Linked DNA regions of Homo sapiens: region 1 is linked to region 2. A link is a loop called in an ENCODE intact Hi-C map of the cell type or tissue named here. Cell type or tissue: heart right ventricle. All regions are shown on one strand. Links, peaks and the distances in the headings refer to the core of each region. The heading gives the core; the rest is flanking DNA.

Region 1 (6,416 bases), core at 954-4,953, 200 kb before region 2:
GCCCCCTCCATATCCAAACCACAAAAACACTCTAACTCATCTTTCACCATCTGCTTATTTTTTATGACATGGATAATTGACATGTAATTAGTCTAATAATGAGTGCAAAGCAAACACAGCTCTAGTTCCACGTTCCAATAAGATGCAACATCTAAGCTTCTCTATACTGATACTTAGAACTGCCACTATGTGAAAAGATTGATGTAATCACAGCTAGACTAGATTAATGCTGTCATCTAGTTTATGGGTTTTGATTTCTAACATTTGAGGGGACAGAAAAGTGTAAAAGTCCCAAGTGTATTCTCTACTGCATGTTTTTCATCTCTGCCCAAGGATTTTGGTGTAAAGGCTGGAAACCTTTACACCAAATCTTTACACTAAAGTTGTGAAGACACATAAATCTTTCTCCTGGGATGCCCACAAGAAGGAATGAGTCTTAGTTGCTGCAGGACCTGAGATGGGCAGAGATTATGAGAGCCTCCCATACACTTGGTGTTCTGCACTGAATTGTGTTCCCCCAAAATTCATGATAATTTTGATTAACTAATCTCCAAGTGATGGTATTTGGAGATGGGGCCTTTGGGAGACAATTAAGTTTAGATGAGGTCATGAGGGTTGGGGTTTCATAATGGGATTAGTGCCCTTATGAGAAGAGGAAGAGATACCAGGTCCCTCTCCTTCTCTCCCTTTCTTCTCTTGCCCCTCTACCCACTTCTCTCTCTCCTTCTGTGCCATGTGAGAACACAGCTACAACATGGCCATTGGCATGACAGGAAGACAGCCCTCACCAGGAGCTGAATCACTGGCGCTTTCATCTTGGACTTCCAGATCCTGGGCAAGACTCACCAAGGCAGACATCTGTAGCTGCCTGGAATTGTCTGATCTGGAGTTGATGCTCTGGAACCCTGTGGTTGTTAACTCAGAAGGCACAAGGCTAGGGATCTTCTTTCAGTCCCCGTTAGTCTATCCCCACTCTTCATTTTCTCTTTTGTTTTTCAAGTAATGAATTTATTTTTCCAATTAATGTAGCCAGCTCATGGTACAGCATATTAAAGCATAAAGTACAAATCCAAGGAAGGTAATACCTTTACTATGTTATAAAACTTTGACAAATCAATATATTACTTTTTATTATAATAAAAGCATATGTTTCTGGGAGTCATATACTACTTTAGGGATAATTTTTACTCCAAAAATATTCAAGTACTAAACCAAAACACTGGTTTTTAATGGTGGTTTATAGCAGAGCAAGTTATTTTATACACATTAATATCATTTAAAACTGAGCAATTTCTCCTTTTAAAGTGAAGTTCCTTATGCAAGCTGTTGAAGTTTATGGCAGCAGGGCAATTGTGTGTATATAAGAGGTGGCTCTGCTTTGTTCTGAAGTTCCACCAAAGTCAGGTAGTGTTCCCAGGTGTTAAAAGCTTTAAAATTCTACCTCAAAATGATTCAATGTCAATGCAAACTGCCAAGTACTTTTTGAAAAATTTTTAAATTTTCACATAAATACTGGAACTCTCAAAATTAGACAATCATTTCAAACAACACTTATTTTAGATGATCCCTTTTATTTAGACACCCTGAACCTCTTTGTTTTTATTCCATGTCACAAAGTCTTCTATCAGTCTATTTTTTAAAAATTCTACCTAAGATACGGTTTTAAAATAACAGATTGCAAGGTTGGAGACACCTGGGGTACTTGATGTCTTCCAACATCCATTATCATTTCTCTGTAAATGATGCTGCTACTATCCGAGTTCTTATGCTTCCTCTTTTTGAAGCCAGCAATTTCTCAATCTTAACATGTAGTTTAAGTATTACCCATTCCAGTGCTTCTCAGCCTTTATTAGCATTTGAAGATATTGTACTTGTCTTCAGTTCTTCAAGGTAACTGCTGAGGCTGATTCTTTTCACAATGATTGTGGTTTCTTGAGTCAAAATAGTTTTTTTTCTGGGTCCTGAAGACTATGTTTTGGCTCTTGCTGCAACAGTAAGGGACTTGCAGTTCCCACTCTGTGCAGAGAAGTCTGTGGCCTTGCAACTTTCCAGAGGGATCTATATATCCTTCCAACACATCAACCCACACCCTGCTCAGGTTCGCAGGGCTTGGGTATTTGTGCATTGCAGCTGTTGTAACAGTTTCCCACGGGTGGTGAAAGACGTGCTCTGCAGTCCAGATCTTGATGGTGCAGGCAGTCTGCTAGATGTCTGTGAAGCGCAGGGGAAAATGAGGTGAGGAGGCTACACCTGTCCCACCCCGTCGGGGGCCCTTCAACCAGCTTCGCTGTGCGCAGGTGCCGTCGGCTCCAAGTGAGGCGGTCCTCCACTCTTCGTTACAATGTAACATTTAAACCATTTAAAGCAGAGATCCGCAACGTTTTTGGCACCAGGGACCAGTTTAGTGGAATACAATTTTTCTACGGATGGAGAGGGGTGTGGGGATGGTTTCGGGATGAAGGTGTTAGAAATCAAATAATCAGGCACGCAATAGATTCTCAAAAGGAGAGCAAAAGCTAGTCTTGGTCCTGCGCATGCGCAGTTCACAATAGGGTTCGCACTCCTGTGAGAATTTAATGCAGCAGATCTGACGCTAGGCGGAGCTCAGCCAGTAATGCTCGCTTGCCCACTGCTCAGCTCCTGCTTTGGGGCCGGGTTCCTAACCGGTCCGTGGTGGGGGGGATTGGGGACCCCTGATTTAAAGAACAGTGCTAATGCCTGTTTTCTGCCTTTATTTGGAGGGCCACAGTCAGTTTCAAAGCAACTCCAGCATATGATCCACCCAGCTGTCCCCTCCCACCCTGTTAGTATCCACAGCTCCTCAAAGGCCCCTGGAATTTAGACTAAAGCCTGATCACGCCACTGCACACCGGCCTAGGCGACCCAGCGAGACCCCCATCTTAAATAATAATAAGACTCAAAAGAAAAAGAAAAAGCTCTGAGCTAGGTCCCTGCCCCCTTTCTGTCTGCTTCAGGCCCATCTATACCAACCTTGATTTACTAGTTTTGATTCCACAGTTGGAGAATAAGGGAAAGGCTTTAATCAATGTGTACAGTTTCGATGGAAGAACCATCACAATTTTGAGTAGATCTAAAAGAAAAGTTCCTTAGCACATTGCATATTATTCACTACATGAAGAGAGTTTTTCTAAATAAAAATGTTTAGGACATTCAGGAGAGGAAGAACAAATTATGGAATGATCTCCACAGCAAAGACCTCAAGGCTCTTATGCGTGCAGGGCACAGTTCCAGTGCAAAAGTCCCCAGAGACAGCATGAGGGTTCCCACTGAGGTGCCTCGGGCTCCTTCCAGGGCAGCAGTTGAAGCAGGTCCTACTGCAGGCCTGCAGAAAGGCAGGGGTTTCTCTCCTTTCCGGGTTCCTTCTTGATGGAATCGTCGGTTTTCAGCAGCTTCCGGGGACAGCCTGGACCGCAGAGAGCAGTCCTGACTCCACACAGGTGGAGAATAAGGAACAGGCTTCAATTGTCATGTACAAAGAACTATGAATTCTGAGTTGATCTAAAAGTAAAGCCCCTTAGCATATTCTTGATTACATATAAATCAAAGTTGTATAATTGAGAAAACTTTAAGGCACTTTGGAGAGGAAGAACTATATAAGGAATTATCTCCATCATAGAGACTTCTTGTTCCTAGATGAACAGTCCCAAGGAAGTTTACAATAACATAATGAGGGTCTCCACTGGGGTGTGAGGAGCTCCTTCCGGGGAATTGGCTGAAGGCAGTGGTGCTGTTGATGCAAGGATACCCCTAAAATTGGAGTTTAGCCTGGGAGACCAAGTAGATACTTGACTTTGAGCCAGAAAGAATTCAAGAGCAAGCCAACAGAGTAATGTGAAAGCAAGTTTATTAAGGAAACTAAGGAACAAAAAGGAGGCTACCCCATAGTCAGGGTAGCAATGGGGCCAGGGTGGCTAGCTGGCTATTTTATGGCTATTTCTGGATTATATGCTAAACAAGGGGTCAATTATTTCTTTAGTTATCTGGGAAAGGGGTGGGAGCTTGTGGAACCAGGAGTTTCTCCCCCTTACAGAATATACAGAGTAACTCTTGGGCATTGCAATGGCATTTGTAAACAGTCACAGTGATTGCTCGGGTGTTAGTGTCTTTTAGCATCCCAATGCATAATAATGAGCATATAATGAGCAACGAGGGTAACCAGAGGTTGCTTATGTAGCCATCTTCCTTCTAACTGGTTTGGGCTTTTTTTTTTTTTTTTTTTTAAAGGAATCATGTCTTATCAAGAGGGTATTGTGACCTGTGTCTTGGGGACCTAGCCTCCTGTTTGTCTTGCAAAACTAGTCCTGCCAAACTCCTATCTCACTGTGAGCCAGGAGCAACAAAAGGTTTGTACCCCCCTCCCCTTCCTGGGTTGCTCTGTATTTCAAGCCCTGATTGTGAGTAGTTTATGAAGGCATCCTCAGTATGTGTCTGTTCAGCTCCACAAGCGTTGGCATCTCCTGGCTGGTTTGGGACCATTGAACCCTGCCATTGGTAGAATCCATCTTTCTTTAAGGTGACTGGAGCTCCTTTGTGGTTTCAGCCACTGACTCCTGGACATGTGGGTTTTGATGGCCATTGGACCCCTCTTGAGCCTGGGAACAGCTCCGTGCCTGCTGGAAACCCAGCACAGCAGCCCACACATACCTGATTTTACATCCTCACAGAGCTAAGGGCATTGGCAGGCATGGTGGCTCAACACAGCAAGTGATCTAGTGCCCAGCCTCAGGTTTGTTCACGGTCCTGACCTGGTGGCATATGACATGCACTCTGGACCTGCTTACCTCCAGGACTGTTCTTCCAGGTTTAATGGACAGAACTCCATGGGTTCAGTCTTGTGACAAGGCCAGCAATATAGTTGAGATAGGAAAAGAGGTAAATAACACTGGCTAGTACTGAGTGTCTGTTTTTACAGTATGTTTTGTCTTGTATATAGGCCAGAAACCAGCTATTCAAATAAGCAGGGGATTAACACTAATTTGCCTTGCAAATTGGTTCAGAACCTGATAGGATTAAGGTGAAAATTGTATCATTCTGGAAGATACTCTGAAAACGCTTCTGGGTTGCTATGATTGAATCAGCCAAGGAAAGGGAGCAATGGAGATGTCCCACTGGTGGCACGAACCAGTTACTTACTGTCTATTCACTACACAAAGTGTGTCCTTATTGCAGAGCAGCCTAGACAATTACACCTACTATGTCTCATTCTTCTTGCATATTTTAGAGGCATTGAGCAGTTGTAGATAGGAGACACAATGAGGTTAGATCATAGTCCAAGATCAGAAAGCTAATTCTGCTAGAATCTGGATTCAGAGTCCAGGTCCTGCAGCATACCAATCACATAGAGTAATGAATAAAATAGGCTAGGTTGTGAAAAGGAGCATCCCAGGACTTTCTTAAATCCATACATTTTCTTTTTTTGTCTACACTCATCTAACTACATGAAAGGGAGACCTCAAAGGTGCGATGATTTTTATACCTAAGGAGAAAATAAGTTTAATTGATGTAACATTTTCAACAGTGTTTTGTGCAGGCCTTGATCCTATTTTATGTAATTAGGTGCATTCTGTCAGTTATTCGTTTTTATCTCTTTTCCTACTTCTACTGAGATTCTTCTTATTAGTAACTACTTTACTTCTAGCTATTTTATTTTTATTTCTATTGTGTGTTTTGTAGCAATCAGTCTTATATGCGACACAATTTTATGTATATATATTTTTAATTCTTCCAAAAAGTATTGGGTGTATATCTTATTTCATTTATTATTTTTCGCTTATTGGCATATTTCTAAGATTTTTATAGGTACACTTCATTTGCTGCTTCCAACTTCAACATATCAGCTTCTAATGAGCCTCTGCCAGACTTTCCCTCTCCAGTGTCCCACAGGGGGCACTCAGATGCCACCTAATCAACAATATTTCGTATGTTAGTCTCATTCTCATGAGAGAATTTATTTAGGATATACATCGTCCTTCAGCAAAATTATTCATCGAAAATGCATAACCTAATTTTATGGAGTATTGCCAGATTGTTCTTTAAATGAATGAAACATTTGTCCTCCAAAAATAGTCCATGAGAATTACTGTATACATTTATTCCCTACGGATACTTGGATTGACCCAACCATCTAATATTTGCTGCGTGTTTCTGAAGGGAGAAGCCTGCGGTGGTTTAGCAGCTGTCTGATTCAGTGTTTACTGATTTCTGACAGTATCTTCTTTTAGGGAGCCAATTTGCAATGTGGTTCAGAAAAATCATTCCCTGACACTCAGTCTAAAATCTGTGTCTACACTTTTCTATCAGATTTTTTTTTCATTTTTTTCTTTTCATTTTTTTTTTTTTTTTTGAGACAGAGTCTTGCTCTGTCGCCCAGGCTAGAGTGCAGTGGCACAATCTTG
Region 2 (4,000 bases), core at 1-4,000:
TTTCCCACGTAACCAGATTCCAGACCTACCCCAATCCCAAGTCCCAGATGTACCTAGATTGTATGATTGAATTTGAGACCCATAATTACAGCTCCATTGTCACTGACCATGCTGGAGCCTCCCACACACAATCCCTAGTCTACAGGCCTACCCTGCTTGCAAACAGAAAAATGTCATTCTCTAAACCCATGCTAGGATGACTGCAGAATAGGCCAGAATCAGACGTCTGTCCCCTACCACTTGCTCTTCTCCAGCCCAATTATTTGATCCAAAGCACTAAGAAGCAGGAGAATGGTAGAGATGGCAGGGAGAGCAACAGGAAGGCGTCAGAAAGGCACCCTGGCACACTCGGACTAAATGTTAGGAGGACTCAGTAGAGGCATTTCAGGGCTAAGCACAGTTGCCGGGGCTGTTGTCTGTCTGCTGAATCTTTCGGCAGCCCAACCCATGTCCGCGATTTTGACTTCTGGCAGCTCTCTACCCTTGGCCGGCTTCCCCCTCCCAGAAGCCCTCAAATCCTGACCACAGACAACCCCACCACACACCCCTTGGCCAACAAAGCCAAGATACCCAGGACCAAGGGCCAGTTCCCCCAATGAGCCTTCCCACCACCACCCACCCCGCCAATCTCCTCTTTCCTCAACGACCAACCAGGAACACAAATGTAATCCTAGCACTTTGGGAGGCAGAGGCGGGTGGATCACGAGGTCAGGAGCTCGAGACCAGCCTGACCAACATGGTGAAACCCCGTCTCTAGTAAAAATACAAAAATTAGCCAGGTGTGGTGGCATGTGCCTGTAATCCCAGCTACTCAGGAGGCTGAGGCAGGAGAATCGCTTGAATCCGGGAGGTGAAGGTTGCACTGAGCCGAGATCGAGCCACTGCACTCCAGCCTGGACGACAGAGCAAGACTCCGTCCCCCCCAAAAAAAAGCCTGCATGAGTCCTGATGATGGCCTTGGAAAAGATGATGAGGGCACAGGATCTAGGAGCTATCCGAGCAAGTGAATCTAGGGAGAAAAATAATGTGAAAGAAAGAAAACTGAGAGGACAGGAAGCCTTGGTTGGGAAATATAAACAACAACAAACCAGGAGAATTGAAGAGTGAATCAAACTACAATGGACATATCACCTTTTGTCCACTAGAGACACTACTGCCACATGCCCTCCCTCCCGACGGTAACCTTCATTTTCGGGGGGGCGGAAGAGTGGGGAGAAAGACAGTTTGGCTTCGGGTTCCTGCTGGCAGATCCATTCTGTCCTCGGTCCTCGTCCCCTTGGTTTTGTATCCTTGAAAGCAGGGAATGACACTGAAGAGGACTAGCGGTGCGATCCTGCATTTTAGTTGAAGGACCAAATCTCATCTCTCCCAGTGTTGGGACTGATGACTCCTGCACTACTTGATGATCTCCGGTGCCTTGAGGGGAGGACCATGGACTTGGCTGGTTTCAGCAGCCCAGCGGATTTCAGCGTTTGACAACCTGGAAGTTCTGCTGCCCCCTCACGGTGGGAGAAAAGCGGTGGGTCCTGCACAGGCCGAAGAACCACTAGAGGGCAGCAGCACACGGGCTCCATAAGACTTGCTGCGTGTCGACCCTGGCTCATACAGTGCTAAGAGAATTGATCAATGCTGTCGTTCTAAATTCAGCTATGATGAGGTGGTGCTGCTTTCCACAGACTGGGATGTTTCTAGAACTTTCTAGGACTTTCATGTCTAGCATACACCTGAGATGACTGTAGAAAGTCCCTCAATGAGTCAACCGTTGGTTTTATCCCTAATAAAATGGGTTCATGGGGTCAGGAGTTGAGGTATTTACTGCCTTCCCTCCCCCTCCACACACACATCCTTTATGCTTAGATTTTTCCATACCAGAAATTTGAATCATGTGGGGAAAGCATCCACTGTAAGTTTAGTAACAGTTTGGCAAAGCCTGAAAATTATGTGTAAAATAGTGCTTTAGGAGTTCTAGAAACTGAATAACAGACTCATTTTCTGGTATCTTGACTTTCAGAAGGCAAATGAATCATTCTTAAAACAGTTTAGTTTAAAAACAAATGTCAACAAGCATTTGTTGAGTGTCCGCCATGAAGCAACCACTGTACTAGGCTCGTGGTACAAAGATGACAAGACCAGGGCCAAGACAAGAATTTGGGCTGAGGGAGACAGCAGGCACATTTGACGTGACACTTCTTATATGTGGAAGGCCTCACAGACAGAGCTACAGTGACAGGACTGAAAGATGCTAATTCTTCAACTTTAAATTTTTGTCCCCCTAGGGCACGATGAATTATTAACAATATGTTATTTCTTAGAATTCCGAAAATTAGCTTTTGAAAAGCTGGATTATATTGTATTATATTCTGATTTGTGAAAAAGTAGAAATTTGTTAAATGTAAATATTTAAAATAGGCTACAATTTTTGGAAACTTGGGATTTCTTGATTTTTTTTTCTTTTTGAAATGGAGTCTTGCTCTGTCCCCCAGGCCGGAGTGCAGCGGTGCGATCTCGGCTCACTGCAAGCTCTGCCTCCCGGGTTCACGCGATTCTCCTGCCTCAGCCTCCATAGTAGCTGGGACTACAGGCACCCGCTACCACGCCCGGCTAATTTTTTTGTATTTTTAGTAGAGACAGGGTTTCACTGTGTCAGCCAGGATGGTCTCAATCTTCTTACCTCGTGATCCGACCGCCTCGGCCTCCGAAAGTGCTGGGATTATAGGCCTGAGCCACTGCGCCTGGCCGATTTCTTGATTTTTTAATATACCAGGAACCTCTAAAATGAAAGTGGCCCTGATGACCTCTAGGAGACCACAGAGAAGATATAGTCTCAGTTTCCTCAAAAAAATTCTAATCTAGGGGAGAGAGACACATTAATAGGCCACTTTAGTACCGTGTAAGAGGAAGCTTTCTTAAGCCCTATGCATGAATCCTTTAAGACAAACCAATACCAACAATTTGCCAAAAACATGTCCTAAACTGCACTGCTCAGTGCTGAGAGAAAGCATGCTGAATTTTTAAAAATATTTTTTTTAGTCAGAGCTATGAGAGTGCTGAATTTTATCATTCTATGTATTCTTTATTTTTCAATTAATTCCATGTCCTATTCTGCTATTCTTATTTTTTCAATAAAGATTCTAAATGTGTTGATACAGCTACCTTGTCTGTTTTTATGTAACTAATGTCATCTTATTAAGTGATATTATTAGTAATCTCTATTTCAGGAAAACACAAGTTATTTGATTACAAGTATATTCAAATCAAGGGTCTGCACTAAAACCATCCACATCTTCTCCCTATCACAGGTTATCAGTACAACCCTCAATGTCTCTATCTTCACCACTATAATGTTATTTTTTGGCCAGGACTCTGTTCGCTTGGCCCTCAAAGAAAACAACAGGAGCTTAAAAGATTCAGAAGAACCCAATGAACATATAAAAGTGTTACCTTCATCACTAAAAATAATGCTCTGGACTCTAAAGTTTACACACAAGGGGTGATGAGGGAGGGAGCCTGACTAAACTCATGCTTTCTCACTATTGCTCCCTGGTTTTCTCCTAGCCTTTTGAAACTCATTGATCACTATCACTATCAAGCTAGCCATGAGCATGGGCACTGATTCCCTTTTAACTCTGTCTGACCCAACTAAGGACAAAACATTGATTACCAACTTACACAAAAATGGAATATTTAAAGGAGTCTTTAGTGATAACATCTCAGAAATGAACAATGAGAATAAATCCAAACAATCTTTTTTTTTTTTTTTTGAGAAGAGTTTTGCTCGTTGCCCAGGCTGGAGTGCAATGGCGAGATCTCAGCTCACCACAACCTCAGCCTCCCGGGTTCAAGCGATTCTCCTGCCTCAGCCTCCCAAGTAGCTGGGATTATAGCATGCACCATCATGCCTGGCTAATATTGTATTTTTAGTAGAGACAGGGTTTCTCCATGTTGATCAGGCTGGTCTCGAACTACTGACCTCAAGTAATATGCCCGCCTTGGCCTCCCA

What was found. Hi-C counts contacts between places; a loop is a spot of excess contacts. Peaks named below come from ENCODE experiments on the same cell type or tissue, not always from the same donor. Only the 100,000 strongest peaks of a DNase experiment are listed, where the experiment ranks them.
Region 1: it touches region 2 in a loop (7-fold over the local background); 44 of 110 quality-filtered maps call a loop at or near these places.

What each region holds. Positions count from the first base shown.
Region 1 is chr5:42,906,480-42,912,895 of GRCh38, forward strand. It overlaps the pseudogene PRELID3BP5. Among named protein-coding and RNA genes, the nearest start is that of FLJ32255, 84 kb to the right of the region's middle. RefSeq lists enhancers at 2,050-2,099, 2,230-2,289. In heart right ventricle, for the core only: a CTCF peak has its summit at 2,600; a DNase peak (open chromatin) is centred at 2,562; H3K4me3 peaks cover 961 bases; H3K27me3 peaks cover 542 bases.
Region 2 is chr5:43,104,346-43,108,345 of GRCh38, forward strand. No RefSeq gene overlaps it. Among named protein-coding and RNA genes, the nearest start is that of ZNF131, 15 kb to the right of the region's middle. RefSeq lists an enhancer at 1,262-1,371. In heart right ventricle, for the core only: a CTCF peak has its summit at 1,524 (motif pointing right); a DNase peak (open chromatin) is centred at 1,506; H3K4me3 peaks cover 812 bases; H3K27ac peaks cover 465 bases.